3 separate regions of the Homo sapiens genome follow, and regions 1 and 2 are each linked to region 3. A link is a contact called in ENCODE Hi-C or POLR2A ChIA-PET data. All regions are on one chromosome and are shown on one strand. Each heading gives the region's core, a stretch centred on a gene start or an enhancer-like site at or near the end of the contact. The rest is flanking DNA. Distances are from core to core; before and after follow the strand shown. Region 1 overlaps LPAR1 (lysophosphatidic acid receptor 1). Region 2 overlaps MUSK (muscle associated receptor tyrosine kinase). Region 3 has its middle 160 kb from the start of MUSK.

What was found. A loop is a pair of places that touch in the nucleus more often than their neighbours do. ChIA-PET counts read pairs that join two places held with the same protein, here RNA polymerase II (POLR2A). Pooled maps may share reads with other maps.
Region 1: a map of endothelial cell of hepatic sinusoid shows a loop between it and region 3 (5-fold over the local background). The contact joins two enhancer-like sites. A Hi-C loop is called at or near these places in 2 of 168 maps with a recorded cell type or tissue (Caco-2 and endothelial cell of hepatic sinusoid). POLR2A ChIA-PET finds 5 or more read pairs at or near these places in 2 of 52 experiments (AG04450 and OCI-LY7).
Region 2: a map of PC-9 shows a loop between it and region 3 (2.4-fold over the local background). The contact joins two enhancer-like sites. A Hi-C loop is called at or near these places in 2 of 168 maps with a recorded cell type or tissue (PC-9 and tibial artery) and 2 of 50 pooled maps. POLR2A ChIA-PET finds 5 or more read pairs at or near these places in 2 of 52 experiments (K562 and MCF 10A).

What each region holds. Positions count from the first base shown.
Region 1 is chr9:110,910,787-110,913,761 of GRCh38, reverse strand. The region is part of intron 5 of LPAR1 (lysophosphatidic acid receptor 1); the gene reads left to right. Among named protein-coding and RNA genes, the nearest start is that of LPAR1, 130 kb to the left of the region's middle. Within about 2 kb of position 1,507, at least 6 of the 41 ENCODE cell types and tissues checked have a DNase peak (open chromatin) inside an H3K27ac peak, as active enhancers do.
Region 2 is chr9:110,743,683-110,746,539 of GRCh38, reverse strand. The region is part of intron 6 of MUSK (muscle associated receptor tyrosine kinase); the gene reads right to left. Among named protein-coding and RNA genes, the nearest start is that of MUSK, 76 kb to the right of the region's middle. Within about 2 kb of position 1,564, at least 6 of the 41 ENCODE cell types and tissues checked have a DNase peak (open chromatin) inside an H3K27ac peak, as active enhancers do.
Region 3 is chr9:110,827,304-110,830,077 of GRCh38, reverse strand. No RefSeq gene overlaps it. Among named protein-coding and RNA genes, the nearest start is that of MUSK, 160 kb to the right of the region's middle. Within about 2 kb of position 1,522, at least 7 of the 41 ENCODE cell types and tissues checked have a DNase peak (open chromatin) inside an H3K27ac peak, as active enhancers do.

The DNA.
Region 1 (2,975 bases), core at 258-2,757, 84 kb before region 3:
TCTTACCCTAATGTTCTCGTCCTTCCAAAATCACATTGCAGCCTGTCCTTTAGTCTTATTTTCCATAACTCCACTTCACTTGGTTTGTTCCATTCAGAATGTGCTTTTTGTTTGTGGGCATACTTAATTAGGCTTATCTGCTGGTCTACTCTGATTATTACATAGTTTTGTAATATCTAAAGCTAAAAATGGATATATATATATATACTTATTAAAATGAACTTGATACACATGTGTGTGTACATATACATATATATATAAATACCTTTCATCAATACTTTTGCAAAACTTTCATTTAGAGACTTTTAGAAACAAATTGTGTGTATGTATATTATGACAGGTTGGCACTGATTTTAATTTCTTTTAGGATAATGAACCTTTCTGATTTGGCTGACTTGTAGTAGTGGTAAATACTACCTGTTGGAAACCTGTATTTAATCTAACAGATGCTCTAAAAGTCTGTACTTTCTATGCAGCATGGTCTGGCAGAAAAACACTTTTGGAGTCAGACAGCTCAACGCCTCAGTTATGTAAACAAGAGGTATCTACGTAGATACATAGCTAGATTCCTAGATAGATGGTATCTATTATATCCCAGATGGTTTTCTAGGTCAGGGAATATACTGGAAGATCTGGATTTGAATACAGACTTCAGTTTGAATGGAGCTTGACAAGTCAATTACTTTCAAGTTTAAGTTCCTCCTCTGGGAAATAGCACAAATAGCACACATGACACCACTTCATAGGATGTGCTAAAGAGTAACTGGCTTAATGCTGTTAACCTCCCAACCTTGTTCGTATGACAGTGCTTTCTGAGGCTGAAAATCTGATCTTCCCAGGTTTGACCAGTTGCTCTGTTTAGCTAAGGTCAGCCTGTTTATTATTTGGGACAGTCCCAAGAGAGGCAAGATTAGCATCCTTTGAACTGAAAGGAACCCTTCTCATCTGGAGGGTGAAGAAGGAAGAACAGAATGTCCTGGTGGCATTTAGAATGGAATCTCTAGCCCTTCTCCTTGGACACTGTTTGCGTCATGAAAAAAACTGTAATATGGAGACGCTGTCTCCAGCAAGAAATTTATGGCTATATTTCAATAGTTTGTTCAAATTTAGACCATGCCAGCTTCTATAGTTGATGAAAGCCTGAATATCCAAACACTATCTCCATTAATAAAATCTCAATGTTCCCAGAATGACGAATGTCTGAAAACGGGTTTTATTGTGAAAGGAGAAGCTCATTTGGTGTTTCCTCTTCTCTCTTTGCTTTTAGAAGAAAAAAATGAGAAAACTCTGTAGTCAGCCAAAAGGTCTTTGCCCCCTACTAATTCTTTTTTTAAAACTGTCATGAGAAGATAAGAGTTTTAAAGTTTTGTATTCTATCTCTGGGTCAGGGATCAAATATTTGCATTTGTAAAGAAATCAGAATTGTCTTTGAGAGGTGGAGATTCCTGGCAATGTTCAAGCTCACAAGTTGCACAATTCTGTAATGTGAAGTACTTCTAGTCACCTCGATGATGGAGAGGGTCACAGCAAAGAGATCTGGCCACATGGGTGGTCAAAAGTAGGATGTGCTTAGAAAGAAGTTGTTTTTCTTTCCATTTTCTATTATTAAGTATTTAAAAACTGTGATGTAGTCACACTGTTTCTGCATTGATACTGTGCTTTCCTTTCTCCCTCCCACAGCCCTCAGTAACCCAGACGTTTATTCTTCTATCTACCTACCTTCACTTCCTATCACCCAAGGGTTTCTGCCTTTTAGGTTTTCTTTAGACTGAGATACTGTCTCCCTAGCCTTTCTGCTTTCCGGCTGGCCGTTAAAACAATCACCCAGCCCTTTTCTGTATTATAAGTGTTAATTCTGATCTCAGTTGGGAAATAGGCATATGGGAAAGATACAGGCATACCTTGGAGATATTGCAGATTTGGTTCCAGACCACTGCAATAGAGCAAATATTGCAATAAAGTGAGTCACACAAATTTTTTGGTTTCCTGGTTCATATGATAGTTATGTTTGTAATATAGTCTATTAAATGTGCAATAGTAGTATGTCTTAAAAAAGTATGTGCATACCTTAATTTAAAAACAGCTTATTTCTTTAAAAATGCTAACAGTCATCTGAGCCTTAAGTCATAATCTTTTGAAAATATTTTTTCTTAAATTAAAAAAATTAAAGTATCTTAAGTCTGCTTCTTAATTTTTTTTTCAAATCCTCCACTATTTTTTTAGATAGGATCTTCCTCTGTCACCCAGGCTGGAGTGCAGTGGCACAGTCTTGGTGCATTGTAGCCTCTACTTCCCAGGCTGAAGCAATCCTCCCACCTCAGCCTCCCAAGTAGCTGGGCCACAGGTGTGAACCACCATGCCTGGCTTTTGTATTTTGGGTAGAAATGACATCTCGCTATGTTGCCCAGGCTTGTCTCAAACTCCTGGGCTCAAGCAATCCACCTGCCTTGGTCTCTCAAAGTGCTGGGATTATAGGCGTGCACCACCATGCCCTGCACAGGTCATGATCTTTTTGCTGGTGGAAGGTCTGGCCTTGATGTTGATGGTTGCTGGCTGATGACAGTGGTGGTTGCTGAAGATTGGGGTGGCTGTGGCAATTTCTTAAAATGAGACAGTAATGAAGTTTGCCACGTTGATCGATTCTTCCTTTCACAAAAGATTTTTCAGTAGCATGTGATACTGTTTGATAGCATTTTACCTACAGTAAAACTTCTTTCAAAATCTGAGTCAATCCTCTCAAACCCTAATGCTGCTTTATCAACTAAGTTGATGGAATATTTTCAATCCTTTGTTGTCATTTCAACACTGACAACCAGAATATATTCTATCTCCAGAGACCACTTTCTTTGCTCCTCCATAAGAAGCAACTCTTCATCCATTAAAGTTTTATCATGAGATTGTAGCAATTTAGCTACATCTTCAGGTGCCACTTCTGACTCTTTCTCTTGCTCTTTCTCCCAAATCTGCAGCAACTT
Region 2 (2,857 bases), core at 315-2,814, 84 kb after region 3:
GCCCAGCACATTTTACAAGGTTGCATAGTTAGAATTTGCATCCTAGCGTGTCTGACACCAAAGCCTATGCTTTTAATCATTATGTTACAGTGCCTTCCCTAGTCCTAGAAGAGAGAACAAATGAGCAGTCATTAGAAAACAAGAGTAACAACTACCTTAACAAATCAACCAACCATGAACAAAATACATATCTGACAAATGTCATTGTTAAGGTGGTGGCATTTTTTTTAAATGGTGGTTCTTTTTTCACTGTTTTCTTGAGCACAATACCACCTTTTCAATAACTAATCTTTAATTAACGCTGCTTATATCAGGGAAACATGATGCCAATTGAGGGAAACTGGAGTGAAATGACAGTTAAGGAATCAGCTGGTGTTATGCTTTGACTTTATCTTAAAGGAGTGGAGGTACGTCCCATGTTGGCCTGAGCTTGGCTGCTTGGCTGAAAGAGATTCCTGTGTCCAGTATTAGGGAATGAGGCTGAGAATGAGACATTTTGGAGCCAATTATTTTATTGTGTTGCATGAGAAAGGATTTTCACAGTTTGACTAGCCAGGAAGAAGAAAGCTCTGAGGTAAGGCCAGCTTTCTTCCTAGCTGCCAGGTGGCTGGCTATCCCTGGCACCAAGCACTGTGTAGCAATCATGCAGTGAACGTTTGTCCAACTAGCTTTTTATTCTTTACCTTCAGTACTAGTCTCAATTCTTATGATAAAAACTGGCTTATGTGAGTATCAATTTACCTTCACTGGGAATCTTTCCAGGTCAGATCAAGTATTGTGGCATTTTCCCCAGATGAGCAACCTAGACTCTATAAGAAATTTACAAAGTGAAGAGAAAAATGTTTTTAAGAGACATGCACTCAGTTGGGAATTCAAACTAAACTCATCATTATCATATTTATCAGAAGTGCAATGTCTCATTGTATGAGTATCCCAGTTAGATCAAGGGGACTGAAAATATTTGGACTCCCTTGAATTTTAATACAAAGCAACAATAAGAAAAAAAGCTAAAGACCCCAAGCCTCTATGCTCAATCAACAGACTTTATGTTATTTTGTATTTTATATTTTGTTTATATATCTCTTTCCAGTTTAGATAAGCAAAAGCAGAACAGTTTGCAAAATCCTTTGGAAAGACAGTTCCCTCCTGCAAGAAGTAGGAATGTGCAATGCCTTAGAGACAACTTTGAAGCAAGGAATCTCCCCAAATGTTGCCCTAAGTCCCACTGTTTTCATGTTCACACCTAAGAAAGTCATTCTTAAACACCTCCTCAAGGTCACTGAAAACATCCTTAGTAGGAAAGAGAAGCAATTTTTAAACTGCCTGACGTCTCTTCTCCTGGACTTCATCCAGGTGTTGAAATAGTTCAGCAAAGAGACCAACACTTTAGGAGGTTCATGCTTGAGTACAAAGTGACTCCTGAATGCTTTTCCCCCTGCTTCCAGAGGCCTTGCTTGATTCAGTTTGTGACTCACGCACAGCAGGCCCCATTAGTCATAGTTTGAATTTGTTTTTCTTTCTTCATGGATGGTTCTGATCAACAGTTTAGTATTTTTGATGATCTGAAAATAAAAACAAATCCCTCTGCCCTCCATTTTGATATTTTTTCGCACCTCAGGTTTCAAAGATCAAAGGGGTGGGTCCAGATTAGTACTGTGAGCTTTTACCAAGGTATGCCTAAGCAAAACAGATTACTTAATTGAGGTGACTACGTCTGGTAGTTACAGGAAATGCATGATTTTCTCCAAGTCACTCAGGTATATGGACCTGAGGGAGCTGGAGACACAGCTCCCTGCTCTGGGTGTGATGTTCTGTCTTTCTAAGTTAGCTGTAACTATGTGAGGAGATGGACTTGTTAATTTGCTTGACTATAGTAATCATTTCACTGTATATGTTTATCTAAACATCATGTTTTGTACCTTAAATGTATACAATAAAGATCACAATAAAACTTTTTTTTCTAAAAAGAGGCAGTAGGATAGGAAGCTCTATTAAATAGGCATAATAATTCATGCCTGACATAATGTGTGTAAAAACTCTTTGAAGGTGATTGAGCAGTTATAGACCTGTGGAGTACTTCTTAATGTATCATTAATACATTACTAATGCGGTCTTGAGAGAATCCACCCCCAGCTATGGATAATCCGATAATTTTATGATTTGACCTTAGCTAGGGAAGACCTCTGAAAGGTATTCTGGCCTCAATGGCCCTGTCTTGCAGATAGTTCCAGCTGGCTGGAAATATCCTGTGGAACTGTTAGAATATGGCCCAGGGCCGGGTGCAGTGGCTCATGCCTGTAATCCCAGCGCTTTGGAAGACCAAGGCAGGCAGATCACGAGGTTAGGAGATCAAGACCATCCTGGCTCACATGGTGAAACCCTGTCTCTACTAAGAATACAAAAAGTTAGCTGGGCTTGATGGCACCCACCTGTAGTCCCAGCTACTCCAGAGGCTGAGGCAGGAGCATTGCTTGAACCCAGGAGGTGGAGGTTGCAGTGAGCTGAGATCGCGCCACTGCACTCCAGCCTCATGACAGAGCAAGACTCCATCTTGGGGAAAAAAATAAAAAAAAAAAAAAGGATGTTGCCCAGTAGGGTTCATGTTTATGCAGTTGTAATAATGTCTGTTTATGAATCATAGAAAAAGGGATAATAAACCAAGAGACATTTCCATAGTTTTTCTGATTAATGTAGCCACAAATATTAATTAGCCTCTTTCAAACTGGCTGCTGAATTATTCCACATAAGACTTGTTACATGTAATTATTTTGGTTTACACAGCTAGTAAGATAAAAGGACTTCACAGGTCATATATTTTAAAGCAAAACTACTGCCTCTTAAAAATATGTCTAAATAT
Region 3 (2,774 bases), core at 273-2,772:
CAGCTCAATTAGACCCTCTACCCTGTCACAAGGACACAGGGTTTTCTGTATCCTGGGTTCTTGCCTGGTGTACCCGAAGAATCAGATCACACGTGGGCTTGGAGAATGAGTGCAAAGTTTATTGAGTGGAAGTAGCTCTCAGCGGATGGCGGAGCCAGAAGGGAGACGGTTTTCTCCTGGTGTGTTCCTTTTTTTTTTTTTTTTTTTTTTTTTTTTTGTCTTAGACGGAGTCTCAATCTGTCGCCCAGGCTGGAGTGCAGTGGCGCGATCTCCGCACACTGCAAGCTCCGCCTCCTGGGTTCAAGCAATTCTCTGCCTCAGCCTCCTGAGTAGCTGGGATTACAGGCGCCGCCACCTCTGCGGTGTGTTTCTATTGTTAGTTACCCATCCTTATTACTAGGTTATTGGTTAAATCTTGAGCCTGGAGTGATCACTACTAGTCTGTTCTACCCTGGACAACATGTTGCATGGAATATCCTATCTTAGTTACTTCTCTATTTTAGACAACACAAGATAATTTTACAGAACTCCCTGGCTTGCAACGGAATCAGTTTACTCTCTATGGAAATTCTTACTGTGACTTTATGATTTCATCCATGTTTTCCATTATTCTGGCTTTTGGAGGGTTATTTTTTGCTATCTGTGAATTGTAGGGTTGATAGAATTCTGTCTGCTGTATAATGTTAATTATTCTGAGGAAAAATGCCATCTAAAAAATTACTGACATTGTGGTGGGAGAGGGTTAGAGACTTCTTTGGTTTTCCGCCAGGAAAAGGATATCTTTTAAATTGGATGCTTTTTGAAAGACTTGCCCTCATCAATCAGAAAATCTTTCCTCCATGTTCACTTTCTGTTTACCAATGTTTAACATCCCTGGACAGCAGGAGGTAGAGTTAAAAGCTATGCACTGATAGCCTTTCTGAGATAATTCTGCTGTTTTCCTAAAAATGAAAAGCTTCATTAACTAGTGTCCAAACTATTTATGGTTCTAATCATCACATCATTGCATGGACTGATTTTTTAAATATTAACATGTGTGGAGAAAATATTTCTAAGAAACAAGACAGGATACTTAATACAATAATAATAATCTACTTTTAAGTATGCTAGCAACTAATGAATATAGCAATCTAAAGTCATTAAGAATGTTTCTCATTCATTCCTGATAGTAGTTTTCCAAAAGACTCTTAGTAGTTACCCTTATTTGAGCACTAAAAGGGCTTTAGAAAAATCAGCCATTAAAAATTGGCTCTGATTAACAGGCTTTCTCCTTTCTCAAACAACCGAGTGAAGTTTTATAGTGTTGATTATTTTGGGGATTAGTTAATTTGCCAATTGTGGTTAACAGATATTTTGTAAGGAAAATTAATTGCTTTATTCTCATAACTAGTATTTTTTCCCACAGCCTTACAATTTTAATTTCTTTGGTTTTGGTGAACTATTCAGTACACATACTCTCCTAATCTTCTCATATGTGTGTCAGCTGCTGGTCCCTATCCAAATGCTGAACTCATTTGACTAAGCACCGCCAGGGCCTTTTCTGTGTGATTTCCCGCCTCCCTTCCCCATTTCTTGGGACATGAGACTTCTATTTCTCCTGAATGCCTCTGTCTGGGAAAGATTATCTTGGCAAAAAAAAAGGGGGACTTTGGGAAATAAGAGAAGGCAGATTCTTTGTTGCCAAGCAGAAGTAGTGCCTCACTGACTTCAGAGAAATGTGGGTAGGAGAACTGGGAAGCTCAGGGCGTCCCTCAGTCTTTAGAAAGTGTAAGTGATCTCATTCCTTTCCTTAAATGATTTCAGTCCCACAAAGCAAAGAAAGATGCCTGAGAGCTTGACATTCGAGCTGATCAGTCTTATTTTTACATAGCCTCAGATACGTGATTTGCGGGCACTAAGATGATGTTACCGAGCACTCAAAAATGAGCCATTTCATGTATTTGTCCAGTCTGTGAAACTTTGTTACCATAGCACATTACATGGTTGTCCTAGCCAGCAGAGTGGTGTTTAAATGGTATGCACTGGGGGACAGACCAGTTGTTAAAATGTTGAAATATTTCAGGGATCCTCTGGGTCTTCCTTGGGTCCACTAAAATGTCATCTGGCAAGAGGGGGCCTCCAGGCCTTCTATGGATGACAGTCTTTCTAATCTGTCCGTGTCTGGGGCATATCAATTAGTAAATTCTTTGATCATCTATCCTAATACCAATCTTCATTCCAATTATTCCTTCCACCAACCCATTTATTCATTTTTAATTCATTCAAATTTAATTTATTCAAATTTAATTTATTCAACAAATGCTTCCTAATTACCTGCTAATGGCTAGGCATTGTTGCAGATGCTAGAGAAACACTAGTGAATAATATGGACAAGGTCCCTGATCCAGTGGTGCTTTCATTCTAGTAGAGGAAACAAACAATAAACATGAGCACAATGATATAAACAAGATAATTTCATTAATGGTGGGTGATATGTTTTGGCTCTCTGTCCCCACCCGAATCTCATCTTGAATTATACTCCCATAATTCCCACGTGTTGTGGGAGGGACCCAGTGGGAGATAATTGAATCATGGGGGCACTTTCCTTCATACTGTTCTCGTGACAGTGAATAAGTCTCATGAAATCTGATGGTTTTATAAAGAGTTCCCCTGCACAAGCTCTCCCTCTTTTTGCCTGCTGCCATCCATGCGAGACATGACTTGCTCCTTCTTGCCTTCGGCCATGATTGTGAGGACTCCCCAGTCATGTGGAACTGTAAGTCCATTAAACCTCT